Regions from separate parts of the Homo sapiens genome. Here regions 1 and 2 are each linked to region 3. A link is a contact called in ENCODE Hi-C or POLR2A ChIA-PET data. All regions are on one chromosome and are shown on one strand. The core of a region is the stretch at or near the end of the contact, and the rest is flanking DNA. Distances in the headings are between cores, read along the strand shown.

Region 1 (4,807 bases), core at 2,251-4,750, 520 kb after region 3:
TTCACCATGTTGGTCAGGCTGGTCTATGAACTCCTGATCTTGTGAGCCCGCCTCAGCCTCCCAAAGTGCTAGGATTACAGGCGTGAGCCACTGTGCCCGGCTCACCTCTATTAAAAGGACCCAAAGGAGTTAACGGACAGAAAACGTGGCAGAGGCAGAGATGGGGTGGTATGGACCAGAATTTGTAGTTTGCAGTGATTTCGCCTTCCTCTCCCTTCTTCCGTGTGGGCCCTGTGGCACCTAATGAAGCAAGGTATTGAGATCATCCCTCTGGAGCCTGGCATGGGCATCTCCCCTCTGGGCTAGAACATAGCTTAACAGATTGTCCGTGTGCCTCAACCCCTCAAAAACTGCCACTTCCAGTTCCTAACATTCTTGTTTTGTTTTGAGACGAAGTCTTGCTCTGTCACCCAGGCTGGAGTGCAGTGGTGCGATCCCAGCTCACTATGACCTCCGCCTCCCAGGTTCAAGCGATTCTTCTGCCTCAGCCTCCCAAGTAGTTGGAACTACAGGCACACGCCACCACACCCAGCTAATTTTTGTATTTTTAGTAGACATGGAGTTTCACCATATTGGCCAGGTTGGTCTTGAACTCTTGACCTCAAGTGATCCACTGCCTGGGTCTCACACAGTGCTGGGAGTACAGGCGTGAGCCGTCATGCCCGGCCCCAGCTCCTCACATTCTAAGGAAGTTGTGAGATGGCAGTTAAGAGGACTGCACTCGAGGGCAGGATTTGGGAATTCTAATGTGATGCAGTGTTATTCCTCTACCTGGACCTGTTTGCCTAGCTGTGCAACTTGTGCATGACATACTGCATTGTCTTTCAAAATGTGGTTGTTGTTTTTCTTTTTTCTTTTTTTTTTTTTTGAGACAGAGTCTCACTCTGTGGCTCAGGCTGGAGTGCAGTGGCACAATCTTGGCTCACCGCAACCTCTGCCTTCTGGGATCAAGTGATTCTCCCGCCTCAGCCTCCCAAGTAGCTGGGACTACAGGCACGGGCCACCACGCCCGGCTAATTTTTGTATTTTTAGTAGAGATGGGGTTTCACCATGTTGGCCAGGCTGGTCTCAAACTCCTCACATCAGGTGATTCGCCCACCTCAACCTCTCAAAGTGCTGGGATTGCAGGCGTGAGCCACCAAGCCTGGCCCCAAAATGTGGTCTTTAACCAGGATCACAAATGTGGTTGTTAAAAATGCACACTCCAGCCGGGCACAGTGGCTCATACCTGTAATCCCAGCACTTTGGGAGGCCGAGGTGGGCGAATCACCTGAGGTCCCGAGTTCGAGACCACCCTAGCCAACATAGTGCAATCCCGTCTCTACTAAAAATACAAAAAAAAAAAAAGTTAGCCAGGTGTGGTGGCACATGCCTGTAATCCCAGCTATTTTGGAGGCTGAGGCGGGATAATTGCTTGAACCCAGGAGGCAGAGGTTGCAGTGAGCCGAGATCGTACCATTGTATTCCAGCCTGGCCACAGAGCAAGACTCTGCCTAAAAAATAAACAAAAACAAAACAAAAGCACATTCCTGGGCCAACTCAGAAATTCTGCAGTATCTGCAGTAGAATCACAAGGTGTGCCTGGGAAGCTGAATTTCTATAAGCTGCACTGATATTCTGTTACATAGCAAGAGTTTGGGGACCTCTAGTCTTCTGGCTGTGACCATCTGATTCCTCATTCTTTCCTCCATGGCTCAGGTGTGCAGCCTGAGTGTGGGTATGACGATTGGTGGGTGCTGAATTCTCAACCCACAGACCCCTGGGAAAAATGGGTCTGGAGGAGGGACCCACAGATCCTGAATGAGCTCTCTGACCTGATGTCTAGGATGAGAGGAGGGGGCTGAAGGGCTTGCAGAGCAAAGGGGACTAAGTATTTAGAAGTGCCCTGAGTGATGCCCTGCTCCTTCTTAACATTCATTATTTGCAAATATTTGAGCACCTACTACATGCTAGGCTTATCTAGGTGCTGGAGGATACAGTAGTGAATGAAAATCTGTGCCCTGATTAAGTTTATGTTCTAGTGGGCATGGCAGGCAATAAGGAAATAAATAAATGGGCCAGGCATGGTGGCTCACATCTGTAATCCCAGCACTTTGGGAGGCAGAAGTGGGTGGATCACTCAAGCTCAGGAGTTGAAGACCAGCCTGGGCAACATAGCGAGACCCCATCTCTACAAAAAATACAAAAATTAGCTGGGTGTGGTGGCGCAAGCCTGTAGTCCCAGCTACTCGGGAGGCTGAGGCGGGAGGATTGCTTGAGGCCGGGAGATGGAGGTTGCAGTGAGCTGAGATCATGCCACTGCACTCCAGCCTGGGCAACAGAGCGAGACTCCATCTCAAAGAAAGAGAGAAATGAAATATATAGCATGTTAGTGACACGTGCTGAGGAGAAAAACAAAACAGGGAAGGGGGATAGAAACTGGTATTTGCTAAGTGCAATTTTAGATGGGGTTTTCTAGGAAGTGCTGTGACGTCATCACTTGCTTTAAAAGAGGCCAGGCGCAGTAGCTGACTCCTGTAATCCCAGCACTTTGGGAGCCCCAGGCAGGCGGATAACCTGAGGTCAGGAGTTCACGACCAGCCTGGCCAACATGGTAAAACCCCGTCTCTACAAAAATACAAAAATTAGCCAGGCATGATGGCGGGTGTCTGTAATCCCAACTACTCGGGAGGCTGAGGCAGGAGAATCGCTTGAACCCGGGAGGCGGAGGTTGCACTGAGCCGAGATTGCACTACTGCCCTCCAGCCTGGGCGACACAGCAGGACTCTGTCTCAAAAAATAAAAATAAAATAAAAATAAAAATGCTGGGCGCAGTGGCTCATGCCTGTAATCCCAGCACTTTAGGAGGCCGGGGCGGGTGGATCACCTGAGATCGGGAGTTCAAGACCAGCCTGACTAACATGGAGAAACCCCGTCTCTACTAAAAATACAAAATTAGCCAGGCATGGTGGTGCATGTCTGTAATCCCAGCCACTCAGGAGGCTGAGGCGGGAGAATCGCTTGAACCCGGGAGGCGGAGGTTGCAGTGGACCAAGATCGCGCCATTGCACTCCAGCCTGGGCAACAGAATGAGACTCCATCTCAAAAAAAAAAAAAAAAGAAAGAAAGAAAGAAAGAAAGAAAGAAAGAAAGAAAGAAAGAAAGAAAGAAAGAAAGAAAGAAAAAAACTGTTATAGACTGAGTGCCATTTTAGATGGGGTTTTCTGGGAAGTGCTGTGACATCATCGCTTGCTGTAAAAGAGGCCGGGCGCGGTGGCTGACGCCTGTACTCCCAGCGCTTTGGGAGGCCGAGGCGGGAGGATCGCTTGAGCCTAGGAGTTCGAAGTTACAATGAGCTATGATCAGGCCACTGCACTCCAGCCTGGGCAATGAGAAAGACCCTGTCTCTTAAACAACAACAAAGTCAGAAGGAGAGGCTGCCATGGCTACGGCTCCAGGTGACGTCACGGCCAGCTCCGTGACGCGCGGCCAGGGCAGCCCGCGGAGACCGAGGCTCCTCTGTGACGTCAGCAGCCGGCCGGGACACAGCGGGAGGGCAGGTGCGGCCGCGGGGCCTGCCGACTTCACGCAGGGTCCGTGGGGTCCCCGCGGCGCGCAGCGGCTGAAGGAGGCCCCAGGGCCTTGGCGACCGCAGCGGCGGCTTTAGCGTCAGTGACTAGGCAGCAGGGGGTCAGGATGCGGCGAAGCTCCCGCCCGGGCTCGGCCTCGTCCTCGCGCAAGCACACGCCCAACTTTTTCAGCGAGAACAGCTCAATGAGCATCACCTCGGAGGACAGCAAAGGGCTCCGGTCAGCGGAGCCCGGGCCTGGGGAGCCCGAGGGCAGAAGAGCCCGGGGCCCGAGCTGCGGTGAGCCCGCCTTGAGCGCGGGAGTGCCCGGAGGAACCACATGGGCAGGAAGCTCTCAGCAGAAGCCAGCGCCTCGGAGCCACAACTGGCAGACAGCCTGTGGCGCGGCAACCGTGAGGGGCGGGGCCTCGGGTGCGGGCGGGGTCGACCCCGGGTGAGCCAGTGGAGGGGGCGGGGCCTAAAGGGCGGTGCTGGGCGGGGACGGGGCTAAGATGATATCTGGGCACCTCCTACAAGGTGGGTCCTGTAGGGTAAAGGGATGGTGCTAAATGAGATCCCTTAAGGGGCGGAGCCTCGGTGTCCTGGACGGTTATGGGAAGGGGCGGGGAAAATCTTGTGGTTGGGTGCCACTGAGGGGGCGCGGCCTCAATGTTAGCGTGAGTGGCTCCCAGGACAATTGGGTTCCACCAAGATCTAAGGCTGGGGGCGGGTCATCCGTTTGGGGGAGGGACCAACTCTTTTTTTTTTTTTTTTGCAACGGAGTTTCGCTCCTGTTGCCCATGCCATGCAATGGCATGATCTCGGCTCACCGCAACCTCCGCCTCCCGGGTTCAAACGATTCTCCCGCCTCAGCCTCCCGAGTAGCTGGGATTACAGGCGTGCGCCACCATGCCCGGCCAATTTTTGTGTTTTTAGTAGAGACGGGGTTTCTCCGTGTTAATCAGGCTGGCCTCGAACTCCCGACCTCAGGTGATCCGCCCGCCTCGGCCTCCCAAATCGCTGGGATTACAGGCGTGAGCCACCGCGCCCGGCCAGGAGACCAACTCTTGACGGAGCCTCCCTGAGGGGCGGGGCTTCAGAGGGCGGAGCTGGAGCCGGGATAGGGCTGCGGTGGGACCAAAGCCTGTGAGAGACTTCCCAGCTGTCTGGCTTGTGGACTGAGCAATCTGCGGCCCGGTCTCGAGGGGAAAATAGGTCTGTGGTCCGCAAGGCCCCAGTGGAGCCCTTGGGTTCCCGCAG
Region 2 (4,935 bases), core at 1,626-4,125, 570 kb after region 3:
TTGATTTTGTTCCCCATTCCCAAATGGACCATATATCAAAGTCTGGGATCACTCTTAATGAAAAAATTATTCTGACACTGATGGAGATGTGTACTTTTTATAACGCATTACTCAATTTTTCCATTAACCTCCATTCCGTACTCAAAGGCAGCAAATCAGAAGACATTTCTAAATAAGATATTCCTCCTGTCAAAAATATTAAGTTATGTTTCAATCCCCCCAAATGCCAACAAAAATGTTGCTACCTTCATTTTCACTTCAGAGCAAAATTATACTTCTAACCTAAACAACCACATTCACTCTGTTTTTGAGTCTTAAAAGCTGGCTTTAAACTTAATTAAATTTTGTGCAAACCAAAAGGTATATGGGTGTGGTAGTAAAATCTGATAAAACTGTAGTTTAGATAAAATTATCTTTTCTGTTTAGTTGAAAACATTTAACAATATTCCTTTACTCCATGAACATTTACTATTAAGCACTTGTGGGCCAGACAAAAGATATAAAAGTGGACATCATCAGTCTCTGCATTTTAGGGAGGGACATCTAAAAGCATCTTTTGTGCAACCAACTACTGACACTTGGTTCTTCCTACAACATCTACAGAAGAAAACATACATTCATACAATGACAGAATGGCTCTCTGCAAAATGGAGTAAAAACTATCAACACTGTCACTGGATTCCAGCACCTGGAACACACTGGCCCACAACATCAAGTTTCACACCTAAAGACTGTACTAACAACTCCCAAACTCTCAATACTCAATCATCAAAACATTTGACGTGTCAAAGAAGGTGAAAGAAGCCCAAAGAGTACTGGTATTAGCATGTAACAATACGTTGCAAGTAACCACACAATTATTTCTAAAGCTTCACATTTTTCATCTAACAGATTTGAACATAAAGAAAATGAAAATTATACATTACAATCCATAAGCAAAGTAATCACATTTAATCGAGCATATATAAAAATGTATTCCCTGTTTCATTAAAAATCTGTCCAATAATATATACTAAGCACATCTTCATTGTTTTGTATAAACACGCCAAACATTTCACTTTCTTCATAAATTACCATAACGTTATTTGAACCACCTGTAACAGTTCTTCCCAACTTTTTATACTCTTTGAAAATGTCTGCACACTTTCCACTAAATCCAGAAATCCTCCATTCTTATCAAAACTGCCAAATTTCAAAAACAAGTACAACCAGTCTTGTATTGTAGTTCTATAATTTAAAAAACAAGATTTCCCTATGTGTCCAGACTTGAGGGATTTTTCTCGACTGCAAATGCTCTGAGATGCATTAACAATATACACTAGTTAACAAGGTCCCAGACAATTCTTGTTGCTAAGACTGCATTTTGCAAAAATTACACCATTTCAAACCATTCAAGCAAGAAGCTCTAAAATACTGCAGTCACAAGCCTAGCCTCTCCCTTCAACAAACCTTCAGTTGCCATCACACTTTTTTCCAGTGGGTTATACTGACTCTATTATTGAATAATATAAAACGGTCCCTACCAACTTCTTCAATTTATATTAGGTTATCTCTGAGAATCCTGGAGCCAAGGAGGGTTTTAGGGCCCAGAAATCTCTTAAAGTCTGCAATTCTCAGCATGACACCACGCAGATGAGTAAATGTTTAGCACTTAATACTGAGTAACCCTCACAAGAGCCCCTCAGATTTGTCACTATAAAGCACACGTTGGAGGCACACAAAAAGCCCGTACGTTTACAACCTAGCAGCTAAGCCTGCTGCACTGGCGTCCAACCCCGTCACTAACCTGTAGATCCTCAAAGTCCCTCCCACCACCCAATTCACGTGGCTGCAAACTAATGCAGCCAAGCTTCAGAGAAACTCAATTAACTCTCCATCAAAAGCACCCACCCTCCGCAGCCCACTGGATCTCGTCCTCCTGAAATGCCACAGGATCCTCTCCCGAGGGAGCCGTAAATGTGCTGCTCACAGCAGCCCCTTCCCTACTGGGGGACCAAAGGCCTGGCATCTTACTACAATTCTCAGAGCCTCAGGAGGCGTACTCACCCCACCCCCTCACCTCCTAGCTTCAGACGCCGGCTTCTCAAAACTGCTACACCCTCGAGTAAAGCCCCTCCCCAGCAATGGACCTCGGAGGCATTTCACTGCAAACCCCTCCACCTTCAGGCCACGAAGGCGGCCGGTTGTGACACTTCCTTTCTGAACTCACAGGAGTGTACCGACTACAGCTTCCTCCCCACAGGTGTGACCTGGGTCCCCTTTTGCTGGTAGGCCACAAAGGCCTCCTTTCCATTTCGGGTTGAAGGAGTGTCCTCACTACGATTATCTCCCCACCTCCAGGCACAGAGATGTAGTTATAACCTCTGCTTCACTGGGGGAGACAAGAAATCCTCCGTACTCGGGATGTAGGCGTGTTTTTACTGCAGTCCCCGTTAGCTCGCAGGCCGCTGAGCCAGCCAGCTCTGGCCTGCCCCCTCTCAGACCACGGGGGAGTCCTCGCTATGGCCTCGTCCCCACTTCGGTACGCAGGCTCATCCTCTTGCGTCCTCCTTGCATCCTCTCAGATCTCAGAGGCCTAAGTGGCATCCCACTCCCCCTGCAGCCCTGCCTCGACCCTTTGTGTGGGGCGCTAGTTGCCGCGGGCTCGAAGGCCTCCGAAGGCCCCGCCCCGGGCCACCAAGGGGCACCACGAGCCCCGCACAGCCCCACCCGTTCAGGGGCTGCGGGAGTCTTACCGGGGAAAGCTGCGCGGCACCAGAACCCAGACCCCGAATTACCCCCCGCGCGAGTGCCTCCGCCCCGCGGCCGACAGCCCCAGCCCGAACGGCTTCCCGGAGCCCAACGCAGCCACCACCTCCTTCGCCGCTTCACAAAATGGCCGTCGGCCCGCTCAGCGGCTCCGCGTTCCAGAAGGGGGAGGAACGGCGTGGTTGACGTCAAGGGGCCGCGCAAGCGCGCTGACGGTCTCGGGCGATCTCCCGGAAGTTACTGGGTTTTGTGCTAAGAGGGGGATATTCAGTCCCTGCTTGCGACTGTTGGCGCACAGGACCGACCTTGGGCTAGTGGCCCTGGCGGGTGGGCTGGGTATGAGTGTCTAGCTTGGCCCTTCACTGCAAGACTGTGCAAATTGCTTCACGTCTTCCAGTTTCCGCGGAAGGAGCGAATTGTGCTTACCTCTAAGTTTTTTGAGGATTAAATGGACCACAACGTGGTGGCTAGTTATTATATCCTGACAAAACAGCCAAAACCTGATTCTTTTTTCCCATTTAAGAGTTTATACAGGCCGGGGGCCGGGCGCGGTGGCTCACGCCTGTAATCCCAGCACTTTGGGAGGCCGAGGCGGGCGGATCACGAGGTCGGGAGATCGAGACCATCCTGGCTAACACGGTGAAACCCCGTCTCTTCTAAAAAATACAAAAAATTAGCCGGGCGTGGTGGCGGGCACCTGTAGTCCCAGCTACTCGGGAGGCTGAGGCAGGAGAATAGCGTGAACCTGGGAGGCGGAGCTTGCAGTGAGCCGAGATTGCGCCACTGCACTCCGGCCTGGGCGAAAGAGCAAGACTCCATCTCAAAAAAAAAAAAAAAAAAAAAAAAAGTTTATACAGGCCGAGCGCGGTGGCTCACGCCTATAATCCCAGCACTTTGGGAGTCCGAGAAGGGCGGATCATGAGGTCAGGAGTTCGAGACCGGTCTGGCCAACAAGGCAAAACCCAGCCTCTACTAAAAATACAAAAACTAGCTGGGTGTGGTGGCGGTGCTTGTGGTCCCAGCTACTTGGGAGGCTGAGGCAGGAGAATCGCTTGAACCCGGGAGGTGGAGGTTGCAGTGAGCCCAGATGGCGCCATTGCACTCCACCCTGGATGACAAAAGCGAAACTTCGTCTCAGAAAAAAAAACAAAAAAAGAGTTTTAATCTAGGGCAGGGCGCAGTGGCTCACGCCTGTAATCCCAGCATTTTGGGAAGCCGAGGCGGGCGGATTACCTGAGGTCAGGGGTTCAAGACCAGCATGGCCAACATGGCGAAACCTCGTCTCTACTAAAAATACAAACATTAGCTGGGCGTGCTGGCTGGCGCCTGTGGTCCCAGCTACCAGGGTGGCTGAGGCAGGAGAATCGCCTGAATCCGGGAGGTGGCGGTTACAGTGAGCCAAGATAACGCCATAGCACTCCAGCCTAGGCGACAGAGCAAGATTCCGTCTCAAAAAAAAAAAAAAAATTAAATCCATCGTGACCCCTCCACGGCTTCACTATAGTATTATTTTATTATAGAAAAAGCTATTCTCTGGCTGGGCGTGGTGGCTTACGCCTGTAATCCCAGCACTTTGGGAAGCCGAGGTGGGAGGATCACGAGGTCAGGGGATGGAGACCATCAGGAGAGCGAGACTACATCTCAAAAAAAAAAAAAAAGAAAGCTGTTCTCAAGCCGCTTTGGGCCTAGCCCCCCGAACTTCATGCCCCTGCTAATTAAAAGCTGGATGTGGTGGCTTAAGTCTGTAGTCCTAGCTACTCGGGAGTTAGAGGCAGGAGGATCCCTTGAGCCCAGGAGTCCGAGGCTGCAGTGAGCTATGATTGCATCACTGCACTTTAGCTCAGGTAACAAGAGCAAGACCCTATCACTTAAAAAAAAGAAAAAAAAGGTTGAAATTATCACAATTCCAACAACCTTTCGGGATTTCTATGGCAGACTGGACTGGTGCTAGCCCAGTATGCCAAAAACAGCAAGTTGGAAAACCAGGCCACACTGTTAAACTAAACCTATGCTTTATAGGTTTTTATAGGTTTGCTCTGTGTAGGTAAAACATAGTCCATTAAAAACAAAACCTACTAAATGCAATGTAGCATCCAGGGTTGGATCCTGGAACAGAAAAAAGACAGGAAAACTGGTGAAAGCTGAATAAAATCTGAAGTTTAGGCCGGGCATAGTGCCTCACACCTG
Region 3 (4,599 bases), core at 1,740-4,239:
TCTGGGCAACAGAGCGAGACTCCGTCTAAAAAATAAAAAATAAAAAATGTTTAAATCTGGTCTTTTCCTACTATACCACATGCCATAACAGTATAAAAATATGGGTAATCTGGGCAACAGAGCAAAACCCTGTCTCTACCAAAGATACAAAAATTAATGGGGTGTGGTGGCACACGCCTGTAGTCCCAGCTACTAGGGAGGCTAAGGTGGGAGGATCACTTGAGCCCAGGAAGTTGAGCTTGCCACTGCACTCCAGCCTGGGTGACAGAGCAAGATTCTGTCTCAAAAAAAAAAAAGGGTAAGCAAATAACTTATTCTGCAGGATGGGAGAGAGGAGCGGAAGGGCACAGCATGGAATAAATTAAAAAAAAAAAAAACTAAGAAAAGAAATATTTGAAAGATGAAGGTCCCCATTTTATCCTCACTATAGCTCCAGGCAGGGGGTCTCTACTTCAACTTCTGAAATAGCTCCCACACCTATATACAACCATCAGTTACCACAATAACCTGCCTTGCTTTTGTGGCTCCAGAATATTCCAGCAGCCTTGTATCTGGTGAGCTTTTTTTTTTTTTTTTTGAGATGAAGTCTCACTATGTCACCCAGGCTGGAGTGCAGTGGCGTGATCTCAGCTCACAACCTCCACCTCCCAGGTTCAAGCAATTCTCCTGCCTCAGCCTCCAGAGTAGCTGGGATTACAGGTGCTTACCACCACGCCCGGCTAATTTTTGTATTTTTAGTAGAGACGGGGCTTCGCCATGTTGGCCAGGCTGGTCTCAAACTCCTGACCTCAGATGATCCACCCGCCTCGACCTCCCAAAGCACTGGGATTACAGGAATGAGCCACTGTGCCCAGCCTCTGGTGGGCTTTTCTAGGCTCCTCCCATTCTAAGTCATTCAGCACTGGAAACAAATTAAGTTGCCTAAATTGCCTCATTTATCATGCTAAAGAACTTCTGTGGCTCCCTATTATTCTCAGAACACTGATTATCAGGATGGGTGTTTAGGAACATATCATCTAACCTCTCTGAGCCTCAGTTTCCTCATCCATATTAAGAAATGAGTCTTGAAGCATAACTCAAAAGCTTGAGGATTAAAGATAACATATGCCTTGTACCGTACTTTTTCTAAAGGTTATGTGCTCACTAAAAGTTAGTCCTCTTTCTGCCTGTCTCTACACACCCAGCTCGGTAAGGTATCTTAGCTTAAGAAGGAAAGAGCAAGTATTTCTAGGATTTTTTTTTTTTTTTGAGACAGGGTCTCACTCTGTCAATCTCCGCCTCCCAGGCTCAGGTAATCCTCCCACCTCAGCCTCCCCACAGGCACACACCACCACCATGCCCGGCTAAATTTTTGGAGACACAGGATTTTGCCGTGTTGCCTGGGCTGGTCTCGAATTCCTGGATTCAAGCGATCTGCCTGCCTCGGCCTCCCAAAGTGCTGGGATTACAGGGTCTTAAGTCAGGTCTTAAGAACACAAGGGGGAAAAAGGCTGCTCATCTATGGTTGTGTGATGGCCAGGAAAACATTTCTCACTCACAACTGCTCCTTTCGTCCACAGTCCTCCATACACACAGACCCCCTAGCCTTTATTTTATTCTATCCTTTTCGTCATTTGAGGAAGTGATATTCAAATTAAATTTAAATAAAGTTACACTGTGAAAAGTCTCACTCCCATTTTCTCCCCCTTTAGCCCAATTCCCACCTCACTCCCACCAACCACTTTATCAGTTTCTTGAGTATCCTTCAAACTTTTTATGAAAAAGCTGTCTTTAAATAAAGCTAATGTTTTACAGGTGTTAGCAAGGTTCGGGGTGGGGGAGGGTGGAAGAAGTAGTGGACTAGGTCCTATTCAACCTGGTTTACCCTAAAGCAGTGTCCTTCGCTCACTCAAAAATAACAATAATCATATGTTGGGCACCTGTTATAAGTCAGATGCTTAATATTAACTACCTTCAGCCCTTAGTATGCACCAGAAATGCACTAATGCTTTACACAATTGCCCCCTTTGATCTCCACAACAATCTTAAAAGGTAGGTTACTAATTCTCATCTTCATCTTACAAGTGAGGAAACTGAGGCACAGAAAGGTCACCTGCCCAAGCAAGAGAGAGGAGCAGGGCTTTGAACCCAGGCCTGACTCCAGAGTCCCTCTTAACCGTGACGCTCTACACTAGCAAACCAGATATAGTCTCTGCACCCGCTGGAACTCAGCCTAATGTGGGAGACGGGCGAGAAAAAGGCAGACAACAAAGAAATACGAAATTATAGACTAAGAAAGTAATGTAAACGAAACGAATTCGCGGCTGTGACAGAATAACAATGGGGACCTACTTTAGAAAGGGGAAGGAAAGAGTGTCAAGGAAAGGCCTGAGAAAATGACATTTATGAAATGCTCGGGAACCATTTGGGGGCTGCAATGATGACCCCCTCCCCCACGCCCAATACACGGGATAAACTCGAGGCCCACAGAGGCTAAAACAAACACGACAGGGTCCCCCAGACGTGTAGACGTGGCGCAAAGAAGGGAGGATCCAGAAACTGGGCCCAGGGTTCGTACACGCCATCAGTGTCCACAGCAGCCCAGCCCCGCTCGGCCCCTGACAAGGGACATCAAGCCAGCTGCTTCCCACGGCCCCGCTGCAGCTGAGAGCGTCCGGGCAGCTCACAGGGAGGCCTTCCGGCCAGCCAAAAGGGCTTTGGCCCGTCCAGCGGCGGCCTGGAAAGGCCTCTTCCCCGGCCCCCCGCCAGCTCCCGCCTGGTCCGCCCCGCCCCGCCCCTCCTGGTCCAGCCTCGTACCTGCACCGCCCGGACCAGGCCCCGGCCGGTCAGCTGGCCCTGCCGCAGCTGCAGCAGAATGTTACCAGGCCGCGGCCGGCCGCCCCATCCGCCCCAAGCCGCCACTGTGGCTGCCGACCGTCTCCCTCGGCCGGCTCCAGACCCAGCCGCTACCGGCGCCGCCGCCATGTCTCCTCGTCGGACAAACAGGAAGCAAGCGGCCTCGGGGCCGCGGAGATTTCTACGGGGCGGCGGAGGGGTCGCCGCAGCGCCCCCAGTGGGCCGTCGGCGGAGGCGCAAGCCGCGTGGCAGGGACCGTGTGCGGCGTGGAGGCTACTGGGAATTGTAGTCCTGCGCGGCAGCGGGGTAGGTGGGAAAAGAGATGTGGCCTTTCCTGCACTGCCGGTTTCTCTGGCCCCCGGGCCCAGCATTTCGGCGAAATCTCCCAAGGTCCACATTCTCCCATTTCTCTCGCCGATTTGGGCAGGATGCAGGCAGCTGGCCAAGAAATGATCCTGGGCTTCAGGTCAGGAGTCAGGCCCTCGAGTCCGCTTCCTGCCTGCTTCTCTCTACACGTGACTCACCGCGGACATCGACCAAGTCATCGCGCTCTGCCACTGCGCCTGTGTCCTCGTCAGGTCACTCCATCTATAGATTCTGGGAGCCTGATCAATCGTAGTTCCTGGGGCTTTCTCTGCGCCCGACACCAAACCATGTCTAGGGGAAAGGGAGGGTGTCTGGGATACAGTGGTGAGCAGAACGGCCTGGGATCCTTTATCACGAAATGCAGGTTACAGGGGAAGACAGCAGATCCATACACAAAGAAACGCAGTCTCAAACTGGATAAGTTGTGTAACTGGGTAGGTTGTTGTGAAATTAAATAATGGAAGGGAAAGGGATTAGTAAATTGTGACATCATATTCTCTGTCAGATGAAAACCCTGTCCTAATTTCTATCCACCAGATAGCATGTTGTCTCTAATACTCATTTTTTCAGCTAACTTCTGTGGCAGGATGGCACTGACTCCCCCCACCCAACACACACACACTTTTTCCCTTCCTAGCAGGGGGCCTGTAATAAAAATGAAAGAGGAGAGCTAAGTGTGATGTAACAGGGAATGGTGAAGATTGTGACTCATAACTAAGATGACTGTAACTTACTGCTCAAACCAGAACACTTTAAAGAATGAAAAGACACAATAAATAATTACACCGGGACGGTAGGCATAAAAGTGACTCTCCCAGGTGAACTGGCACTATGGTTACCATCCTCACACCCCATCTAAAAGGAGTAGACTCACCATCCATCTTCATAGAACTAGAAAAAAGAATCCTAAAAATCATATGGAACCAAAAAAGAGCCTGCATGTCCAAAGCAAGACTAAGCAAAAAGAATAAATCTGGAGGCATCACATTACCTGACTTCAATCTATACAATAAGGCCATAGTCACCCAAACAGCATGGTACTGGTATAAAAATAGGCACATAGACCAATGGAACAGAATAGAGAACACAGTATAAAACCAAATACTTATAGCCAACTGATCTTCGATAAAGCAAACAAAAACATAAAGTGGGGAAAGGACACCCTATTCAACAGCTGGTGATAACTGGCAAGCCACATGCAGAAGAATGAAACTGGATCCTCATCTCTCACATTATACAAAAATAAACTCAGCCGGGTGCAGTGGCTCACACCTGTAATCCCAGTGGCTCACACCTGTAATCCCAGCACTTTGGGAGGCCGAGGTAGTCAGATCATGAGGTCAGGAGTTCGAGACCAGCCTGGCCAACATGGTGAAACCCCATCTCTACTAAAAATGC

What was found. A loop is a pair of places that touch in the nucleus more often than their neighbours do. ChIA-PET counts read pairs that join two places held with the same protein, here RNA polymerase II (POLR2A). Pooled maps may share reads with other maps.
Region 1: a loop to region 3 is called in a map of naive thymus-derived CD4-positive, alpha-beta T cell, with 18 times the contacts of the local background. The contact joins the promoter of SPAG4 here to the promoter of TRPC4AP in region 3. A Hi-C loop is called at or near these places in 1 of 168 maps with a recorded cell type or tissue (naive thymus-derived CD4-positive, alpha-beta T cell), 1 of 37 single-sample maps with no recorded cell type and 11 of 50 pooled maps. POLR2A ChIA-PET finds 5 or more read pairs at or near these places in 2 of 52 experiments (Caco-2 and PC-3).
Region 2: a loop to region 3 is called in a pooled map, with 5 times the contacts of the local background. The contact joins the promoter of CPNE1 here to the promoter of TRPC4AP in region 3. A Hi-C loop is called at or near these places in 1 of 37 single-sample maps with no recorded cell type and 6 of 50 pooled maps.

What each region holds. Positions count from the first base shown.
Region 1 is chr20:35,612,329-35,617,135 of GRCh38, forward strand. SPAG4 (sperm associated antigen 4) reads left to right here and starts at 3,501. Exons shown (of 12, transcript NM_003116.3): 1 at 3,501-3,979. The coding sequence starts at 3,676. RefSeq lists a silencer at 3,547-4,276 and an enhancer at 4,707-4,807.
Region 2 is chr20:35,662,025-35,666,959 of GRCh38, forward strand. It overlaps CPNE1 (copine 1), which reads right to left and starts at 2,876. Exons shown (of 16, transcript NM_152925.3): 1 at 2,736-2,876. It overlaps RBM12 (RNA binding motif protein 12), which reads right to left and starts at 2,876. Exons shown (of 3, transcript NM_006047.6): 1 at 2,736-2,876. RefSeq lists enhancers at 1,585-1,704, 1,699-2,204, 2,045-2,094, 2,415-2,524, 2,709-3,213 and 1 more and a silencer at 2,443-2,737.
Region 3 is chr20:35,089,818-35,094,416 of GRCh38, forward strand. It overlaps TRPC4AP (transient receptor potential cation channel subfamily C member 4 associated protein), which reads right to left and starts at 2,990. Exons shown (of 19, transcript NM_015638.3): 1 at 2,797-2,990. The coding sequence starts at 2,964. RefSeq lists an enhancer at 676-1,235 and a silencer at 2,762-2,891.